2 separate regions of the Homo sapiens genome follow, and region 2 is linked to region 1. Evidence: read pairs that join two places in POLR2A ChIA-PET (ENCODE). Cell type or tissue: HepG2. All regions are shown on one strand.

What was found. Peaks named below come from ENCODE experiments on the same cell type or tissue, not always from the same donor. Only the 100,000 strongest peaks of a DNase experiment are listed, where the experiment ranks them.
Region 2: POLR2A ChIA-PET joins it to region 1 with 5 read pairs; 3 of 35 experiments call an interaction of 5 or more read pairs at or near these places.

Annotation. Positions count from the first base shown.
Region 1 is chr16:55,620,759-55,625,758 of GRCh38, reverse strand. No RefSeq gene overlaps it. Among named protein-coding and RNA genes, the nearest start is that of SLC6A2, 33 kb to the left of the region's middle. In HepG2, a CTCF peak has its summit at 2,273 (motif pointing left); a DNase peak (open chromatin) is centred at 2,458.
Region 2 is chr16:55,500,372-55,505,371 of GRCh38, reverse strand. It overlaps MMP2 (matrix metallopeptidase 2), which reads right to left. Exons shown (of 13, transcript NM_004530.6): 12 at 2,484-2,593; 13 at 1-33. Among named protein-coding and RNA genes, the nearest start is that of LPCAT2, 6.2 kb to the left of the region's middle. RefSeq lists an enhancer at 2,378-2,879. In HepG2, CTCF peaks have their summits at 2,401 and 3,588; a DNase peak (open chromatin) is centred at 2,331; H3K4me3 peaks cover 337 bases.

The sequences.
Region 1 (5,000 bases):
CTCAGACAAAGACCTTGAAACTCTGGTGATGTCCTAATTGGGTGTGGCCTTTTCTTCTGTGGCACAACCTTGGCCTCAGACCAAATCCAGTCAGTTCAGATAATATGATGGAATTTAGATTTTTTTATAGTACACTAGTTATTGTGAAAAAAGGAATAAGTTGATTCATATTGGAATGGATCTATTAGCGGATGTTGGGGATAAGTGAGAAGCTGTAACTTAGCTTTCCTTTGTAACTCAAGGGAAAAAAAATATATGGTTTGATTCAAACTTTAGAAAACAAGCTTGATATTTTTTCCAGTTTTGAGTTCTGGCTCACTTTGCTAAACTATCCCATTTGACAGGACAAGAAAGCCTGCCTGTTCTGAGGAAGGCAATTTATACTCATCAGCAGTTGTCAACAGGATGGTGAGCACCTAGCATGTAGTAAGCACTCAATCCACCCCCACCCCACACTGCCCCCATCCAGACTGCATTAAGAGCCATTGTTTAACTATGCCAGGGATCAATCAGAGTGCATTCCTTCATTGCATTTCTTCTTGGCCATCGTTTGGAAGTGGTTTGGAAAATGAGTACACATCCTGCCAATCTCCTTGGTCCTACCTCTATCTCCCTCCACACATCTGTAAAATGGGTATCCTAGAATATCCGAAGGACAACTCAGGCAAGATCTCTACTGAGCTCAGGGAACCTTGGAACAAAAAATATCACATTATATCCATTGGGGTCTCTGAATTTTCCAAAGCTCAGATAATGTCAGCTTTAAAGAAAATACTTTGCAGCCAGGCACAGTGACTCATGCCTATAATCCCAGAACTTTGAGAGGCTGATGCGGGCAGATCATTTGAGGCCATGAGCTTCAGACCGGCCTGGCCAACATGGCGAAACTGTATTTCTCTGCTAGAAATACAAAAATTAGCTGGGTGTGGTGGTGCATGCCTGTAGTTCCAGCTACTCGGGAGGCTGAGGCATGAAAATCGCTTGAAGCTGGGAGGAAGAGGTTGCAGGGAGCTGAGAATGCATCACTCCATTCCAGCCTCAGCAACAGAGTGAGACTCTGTCTAAAAAAAAAAAAATTCAACCATTGTGGAAGTCAGTGTGGCGTTTCCTCAGGGATCTAGAACTAGAAATACCATTTGACCCAGCCATCCCATTACTGGGTATATACCCAAATGACTATAAATCATGCTGCTATAAAGACACATGCACACGTATGTTTATTGCGGCATTATTCACAATAGCAAAGACTTGGAACCAACCCAAATGTCCAACAATGATAGACTGGATTAAGAAAATGTGGCACATATACACCATGGAATACTATGCAGCCATAAAAAACGATGAGTTCATGGCTGGATGGATGAAATTGGAAATCATCATTCTCAGTAAACTATCGCAAGAACAAAAAACCAAACACCGCATATTCTCACTCATAGGTGGGAATTGAACATTGAGATCACATGGACACAGGAAGGGGAATATCATACTCTGGGGACTGTGGTGGGGTGGGGGGAGGGGGGAGGGATAGCATTGGGAGATATACCTAATGCTAGATGACGAGTTAGTGGGTGCAATGTACCAGCATGGCACATGTATACATATGTAACCAACCTGCACAAGGTGCACATGTACCCTAAAACTTAAAGTATAATAATAAAAAAATAAATAAATAAATAAATTTAAAAAAAGGAAGAAAAAGAAAAAAAATACTTTGTATTTGCATAGGGTGTTACACTTCTCAAGGTTTTCTCTCACTCTCTTATTTTATTTTATTTATTTTGTAGAGGCAGCATCTCGCTATGTTGCCCAGGCTGTTCTTGATCTCCTGCACTGAAGCAATCCTCCCGCATCAGCCTGCTGAAGTGCTGGGATTACAGGCATGAGCCACTGTGCCTGGCCTCTCTCACTCTCATTCTCTCAGTTTCTTTCTGTCTCTGTTTGTCTCTCACCTGTGCACTTGCATGCACAGTCATGCACACACAGAGAGATACACATACATGAGTTTGGTCTGAACTGACCCTCACAAAATTTCAGTGGCAGTATATAGATGAAGTAGTATCCCAATTTTGCAGATGAGGAAACTGAGTCCCAGGGAAGGTAAGGGACATGACAGTAAGTCAGTGGATAAACACAGGGACTAGAACCTATCGGTGCTCTTTTCTCTGCATTACAGGCTCACTTAGAAGAAGAACAGCTGAAGCACAGTGAAGGTGTGGAATGGGAATGGGGAAGGGTTAGGCTAGAAGGCAAGTGCCTGGATTTCTTCCCGAGGTGCTGCCCTCTGCAGCCTTTTCTGGGTGCAACACCTGACCTAAGGTGCATAGATATCCTGGCCCCAAGCCTGGCAGGCAAGCTCTCTGGGAGTAAACAAGGCTTTTCCTCCCACCCCCACAACCCTCCCATCTCCCCTCGGTGTCTCGTGATGCTGGCCCCACCCTGGAGCGCATGCTTCAGAGCTATCAGGGCACTGGGGCTGGGTGACCGCTACAGGAACTCATCCATAAACACACAAACAATGACTCAGGAAGTGCAAGCCTTTGATGTGGCTCAAGGGCCACCCTGTGAGCACGTGGGGCTCCCTTCAAGGTCATTTTACCCATGTGTGGCTTCACCAGTGTCCAGAGCCCTCTCTCATCTAATTTCATCTGATCTCTCTCAGGCCCTGTGTGGTAGACAAAGCAATGATCTGGAAACTGAGGCTGAGAGAGACTTAAGTGGCTCAGTAGCGGTGTGTAGGAATCAGAGCTGGCCGACAAGTTAGGGATCTTGGAATCCAAGGACAGCTGTGTCCTCAGAGCTGGGGGACCTCTGTCTGTCTTCAGAGTTGACTCCAAGCAGTTGTTCTGTCTCACAGGGCCTCAGCTCCTTCATTTGTCAAAGAGAGCTACTGCTTCTTCCAGACATTGCTAGGGTCCAAAAAAGCAGCTTCTTTATGATGCTACTTTGAGAACCATTAAAGAACTAAAATGAAACAAAACAAAACTTTTTGGCCTCATGATTCCAATAATCTACTGAATCAATGACTGAATGAAGACAAAGTTTGGGTATATTTATGGCTGTTATGAGTGAGCCCAAGCTAGAAAGCAAAATCATTCTCTAAAAATGTCCTCTGAGAATCGGCACCGTAGAACATATCACAGGACCAATTGTCTGGTACCTTCTCTTCTGAGCCATTTGTGGATTATGTTTATATCTTCCCACAGCTGTTCTCCATTTGCCATACTTCTTCATAATGTGCATGATGCAGGCATTGTGGGCTAGTGATGGGGAAAGGGGCACTCTTGGGCAGTTTTAAAGGCAGCATCCCCACAGTTTCGGTTTCCATTTACATATTACTTAAACAGTGAGTCCAACTGCCATTGGGAAAGTGATGGCACTTCTCTTTTAGGATTTCTGTGTTTTGTTTTTCTTCACCAAGAAACTTTCAGATTGAGAGTAGGTGGTTACTTCTTAGTCCAAAAATATCACAGCAGGGGTGGATAGGTAAGGTGAGGCCTACAAATGTAGCTGGATGTGGATGAAAAGGAAATGCAATTTGTAAAGATCAAACCATTGCAGTATGATACAGTAAGAAATTAGCAAACCAATGTCTCATTTTGTTGCAGATTGAATCTATTTACTGAAAAACACTTGTTTTTATAGAAATTAGCTATACCAGGAATTTATTTTAGCCTTCCCAACCTTTCCATCCATTTTCTTTGAGCTTTCTTCTAGCCTATGAATCTGAAAGTTATCACAAATCCAGTGAAAAGTGACTTCAGCTGGCCCATCAGCTGTTCACAGGGCCTGTGTTTACCTTTCAAAAGAAATTGATTTTTCCTAACAATTATGCCAAGCACAGAGATTTTGCTTCAGTTATCTCAGGTTAATTTGTAGTGCCTTCTAGCCTGAAATGCTGACAAGCAGATGACTGACTCTAAGAAATCTAGAAAAATTTGCAGGTTTATATTACAAATGTTTCTCCACTGAATAAAACTTTGTGAGTGTATGTGAATAAAATACATTTAGGGGAAACTTCTACTATAGAGAAGTGAATTAAAATTCAGTAATGCCAATTCAAGCAACCACCCTAGAAGGGGTTCTAGCCTTCTCCTAACTCCAGCTTCCCAAATTATCAATGAACCCACTTGAATTTTCTTCATCAGACACATATGCTTTATCTTTCTACGTGGCAGAAATGCATGCCACAGCCAAAAATGCCTGCAGCTGCCTACGAGGAAGTAACTCTGAGAAACACAGAATCTCACGGATAGAAGAAATACTAAAACTAGATGTTTTCTAGCGTCATCTTCTTAATTAACACAGAAGACTTTCTTGCTTCATTTTTCCACTTTTGGCTATAGAGAGGAGGAGGGGGTCTTTTCCTTCTGTTGTTTTGTGGTTTTTGTTTTTGCCAATAGCAATAAGTGGTCTTTATTTTGAGCCTGATTCATATAAAATATCCATAAAAATCAACAATGACATTTATGAGATTTTGAACATTGGATATTTGATATTAACAAAATGATGGTTACTAGTTTTAGTAACCTTTAAAATACTTTTTTAAAGTATTTTAAAACCCTTAAAATACTTCAAAAAGTATTTAGTAATACATTTTTTTAGAGTCCTTTTTTGGAGATTTTAAAAATTAATTAATTTATTTATTAATTTTATTATACTTTAAGTCCTAGGGTACATGTGTACAACATGCAGGTTTGTTACATATGTAAACATGTGCCATGTTGGTGTGCTGGACCCATTAACTCGTCATTTACATTAGGTATTTCTCTTAATGCTGTCCCTCCCCCCTCCCCCTACCCCACCACAGGCCCCAGTGTGTGATGTTCCCCGCCCTGTGTCCAAGTGTTCTCATTGTTCAATTCCCACCTATGAGTGAGAACATGCAGTGTTTGGTTTTCTGTCCTTGCGATAGTTTGCTCAGAATGATGGTTTCCAGCCTCATCCATGTCCCTACAAAGGACAAGAACTCATCCTTTTTATGGCTGCATAGTATTCCATGG
Region 2 (5,000 bases), 120 kb after region 1:
GGTAATAGGCACCCTTGAAGAAGTAGCTGTGACCTGGGATAGAGAAAGAAGAGACCGTGACCCCCTTATCCTGACATTCTGGCACACAGAAGGTTCCTGGGAACTTTGAATTTCTGCCTGGCATAGGGAAGAAGCTTTTAAACGAGAAGAGAGCTTTGAAAGGCTGAGGCAGGAGGATTGCTTGAGCCCAGGAGTTCGAGACCAGCTTGGGCAGCATAGAGAGACCCCCATTTCTACGAAAAACATATTTAAATTAGCTGGGTATAGTGGTACATTCCTGTAGTCCAAGCTACTTAGGAGGCTGACGTGGGAGGGTCGCTTAAGCCCAGGAGTTCGAGGCTGCAGTGAGCTATGATTGTGCCTCTAGCCTGGGTGATAGAGCAAGACCTTGTCCCCCCGCCAAAAAAAAAACTCAACTGTGGCGGGGCGCGGTGGCTCACGCCTGTAATCCCAGCACTTTGGGAGGCCGAGACGGGCAGATCACGAAGTCAGGAGATCAAGACCATCCTGGCTAACATGGTGAAACCTCGTCTCTACTAAAAATACAAAAAATTAGCCGGGCGTGGTGGTAGGCGCCTGTAGTCCCAGCTACTCGGGAGGCTGAGGCAGGAGAATGGTGTGAACCCAGTAGGCGGAGCTTGCAGTGAGCCAAGATCGCGCCACTGCACTCCAGCCTGGGCGACAGAGGGAGACTCTGTCTCAAAAAAAAAAAAAAAAAAATTCAATTGTTTCAATCTGAGCTGATTGAAGAAAAGAAAACAAAAACAAAACCAAAACACAACAAAAGCCCAGAAGAGCCCCCTCTGGGAGTGGAAGAAGGGAAATGGCTGTGAAATAAGCTCTTTTATTCCCTGTTTGCTCATCTCTAAGATGAGGATAAAGATTATCAACCTTCTAGGGCTTGCAGTGAGCATTAAGTCAGATAACATATGCTATTATTAAAAACAATAACTCCACTTAACACAAGCATCAAACTAAGCACATTCCATGTACCAGAGGTGGCAAAACAGGATATATCCAGTCCTGTCAGGCCCACAGATGGGTTTTATTTGACTCTCACAAGTTTGTTTTGTTTTGTCTTTAAATCTGAATAACTTGCCAACATGTAAACATCCAAAAAGTCACACAGAAGTACAGATTTCTGGCTTCCTTTAAAAAAACTAGAATATCTAATATAGAATATCTAACAACACCAGGCCCCATTCTTTTTTTTTGAGACCAGGTCTCACTCTGTCACCCAGTCTGGAATGCAGCGGCATGAACACGGCTCACTGCAGCCTTAAACTCCTGGGCTCAAGCGATCCTCTCTGCTCACCCTCCCCAGTAGCTGGGACTACAGGTATGCGCCGTCATGTGTAGCTAATGTTTTTTAAAATTTTTTTGTAGAGATAGAGTCTCACTATGTTGCCCAGGCTGGTCTCAAACTCCTGCGCTCAAGCAGTTCTCCTGCCTTGGCCTCCCAGAGTGCTGGGATGACAGGTGTGAACCATGGCAGCTGCCTAGGCCCCTAATCTTGCCCGCCAATAATTATCTGAAGGTGAGAAGAAAGTGTCTCCTGTAAATGAGGCATGTGCTCTGATTCCGCACAGACTCCACAGTTCCCCACTGTCTGCCCCTGCCTGCTTTACTCATTTGTGCTACCTGCCTGACACATGGAGCTGTTGGAGTTTGTGACTCCTGACATACATAATCTCATTTACTATTAATATGCTAGCATGTAGTAGGTGCTCAATAGATGTTTATTCTTGAAGATAACTCCTAATCTAGCATCTGATTGTACACTGCATTTTCTTGGACATGTAAGACCTTCAGCTACTGGAGGTCAGGGCCTGTGCTTAGCATACAGTAGGTGCTCAAAAAAAAAAAAATCTGTGGAATTTAGTTGAAATCTCCTCTAAAAAAAGCCAAACTGGACCCATTTCCAGGACCCTAGAAAGCTCACAGATGCCTCCTCAAGAGTATGATTTTCAAACTCCAAATTCTATCCCTCGCTGCTACTGGTTGTGTTTTAATCAGCAGGGGGCCAGGGGCAAACTGGTTGAGTGGAGGATCTTTGCCACATGAGCAACAGAGCATGACAAAGTTTGCCTTGTCTCAAATGGAGCCATCCTTCTGCTAATGGGAGGTGGTCACAGGCCTCCTGCAAAACGCAAATGGGCCTGGATCAAACCCCAGAATGAATCCACGGCACAGAGCCCATGTTCCTTCTCCCCTGGCCCAGGCCTTCCGCCCTCCCCTGCCCTGGCTCCAGGCCCTGCAGCTGTGAGAAGTCTTTCTGGGTCTTACTGCCTGGAGCCAGGCCAAGGAGCAGAGGTCAGGGATCTGGAAACCTTCCCAGCACTAGGATGAAGGAGTTGATTTGTTTTCCTGGGCGCCGCCTGCCTGCCTGCCCTGCACAATAAAGAAGTGTGTATTTGCAAGGAGCTGGGCCCTGGCTAGGGGCGGGGAGTCCTAGAAAGCGGAGACAGTCCTGGGTGGCTCACCGCCGCCCTGCAGGTCCACGACGGCATCCAGGTTATCGGGGATGGCATTCCAGGCATCTGCGATGAGCTTGGGGAAGCCAGGATCCATTTTCTTCTTCACCTCATTGTATCTGTAAAGAAACAGACACAGTGAACCAGCAGGGCCTCTCTAAAGGACACTTCCCCCCTGGCCTGGATGGGAGCACCCAGCTGATGGCTCCTGGATAGGCCTCGGAAACTGGACCTAGCCCTTCAGGGAAGCAGCCAGCTGCAGTGGAAGGAAGGGCATGGAATCAGACCTGAGTCTGAGCCTCAGATCTACCACTTTTAATTATATGACTTTGGATGACCCCATAAAAACAATCTCATGATTACTGCTAACATTTATAAAGCACTTACTACATGCCAAACAGTGTGTTAACCACTTTCCATACAGCTACAGTTTTACCAGCTGTAAAATGGGGTTGTGTCTAATTTAGTGTATTTAATTTAATGCATGCATTAAATAAAACAGCACATGCAGAGCCTCTATCCCCATGTCTCATAAATATTTAGTAGGTACTTAAGAAATGTTAGCTCCCTTACAAACAAATCCCTGCTGTAATCCGAGGAGTGCTAAACTAGAAGCCCAGGGATGGGAATCTGCCCCATCATTCTTTCACTTCATGGCTTGGAAAAATTGCTGCTTCTTCATCTGCCACAGGGAGATGACAGTCCCTGCCCTGGGAGATGACCATGGCTGGGGCAGTGAGGTTACAATGCAAGGTGGAAGGTACGTGTAAGTCCAAGGCCTGTTAGTCACAGGGTGGGCCACATGCCACCTCAGTTCCGGCGGCAGCAATCCTGGGCCCCGCCTTTAATTCAGGTAAATACTTTGGGCATCGGTTAGTATGTTCTTCTCCCTGGCTAGCAATCCTTCTGTCTTTTAAGATTTTTGGAGAACTTTTTAAATGCTGCTGTCATGTTGATTCCTTTGCCTCTCCACTTCATTATTCCATAAATATTTACTGAGCTCCCACTATGGGAGCTATGGATATCCTAGTAAACAAGTCTTGCCCAAGTGGAGCTGTTTCTAGATGAATCTGTGTTCGCATCCCATCCTGGTAGCAGCCACCTTTTGCTCCACAGTGCCTCCTAGGGGGCTCCCTTCCTTTCTGCAGCCAGCCTTGACCACCTCCACCCTGGACCCCAACAGCAGCTTTCCCTATATGCTCCCTTCTAGAGGAGACTTCTCCCTCAAAGGGACTTCTCCCTCAGCCATCACCCCGAAGAACTAACGCCTTCCTTAATCCCAGGTGCAGCATAAAACTCATTCTTACAAAACCTGGCATGCTTCCTCATGCCCTGGGTCACCAAAACCAAGTTCCCTAGCTCAAAATCCCAACACTCCCATCCAAGGCACCTCCACTGAGCCCTCAAACTACATTCCCTAGCGTTAGGATAGTTTGGAGATGTGTGTCCCACACTTGAACTGGCCCTCATTTCTTTCTCATTCTACCCACAGAAGGTGGGGATGGCAGAAGTCAAGCCCATTTTACAGATGAGGAAACTGAGTCTCAGATAAGAGAATTAGTTTGCTTCCAAGTTCTTTTCATCCAGAAAGAATACAAGCACTGTGGTGTCAGAAGATGTGGTACTTCTCTGCAGCTGTAGAAGTTGCCATGTATAGCAGGTGTTAAGAACACAGATATTTGTGTCCCAGCTTTTCCTTGAGCCACTTTAGCCTCAGTTTCCACACTTGGGAAAAGGAGCTAACAGTATCTACCTCAACTGAGAAATATAGGTGACCTGCATAGCCTCAGGCTGGGCTATGGTAGAGGCCCCATACTGAGAGCCATCATTATCTGATTCAAATGTGTTTACATAATTTTCCCTCATTCTACTATAAACTACATGAGGGCAGGGTGTGATGATTTTTTGACCCCCGTCTCTCCAGCAGCTAGCTAAGTGCCTGGCACACAGCAGATGTGGAACATATATTTGTGGCTTAGTGAAAGCTTCTACAAGCAGGGCCTGAGCTCTTCTTGGCATGCTGAAGACAGCTGCTCAGCCTCTGTCACTCTGGGGCTCTCTCTCCTTCTCCAGCAAAGATGCCTCTGGGGCCTCTGCAGACTCCACGGCAGGGCCAGTGTCACAAGCTCATTCACCACTTCTCTTGGAATAGAGATCTGTCTCCTTTGGAAGCCAGCCCAGAGCTTCTGATAGGCCCTTCAGCTCTGTCCCTTTTCAGGAAGTCTCAGGGTGGTTCCTCTGTAGAGCACGCTGTCTGTCCTGGCTCTGGCTTTGGGAGGTGGGCTTGTGTGGAAAAGGACTGGGAGGCAAATAACTCTGCCTGGAAATCCAGCAAGGCACTGCCACAACCTCCATGCCTGTGTGTGTGTGTGTGTGTGTGTGTGTGTGTGTGTGTGTGTGTGTATGCGCACATGCGCACACAATCATGTTCCTATATGCTAGGAACAGGTCTGTTTTTGCATGTTTACATAGATACAGTGCATGGAAAAGTGATTTAAAAAGTTCTTCCAACACCATAATTTGAAA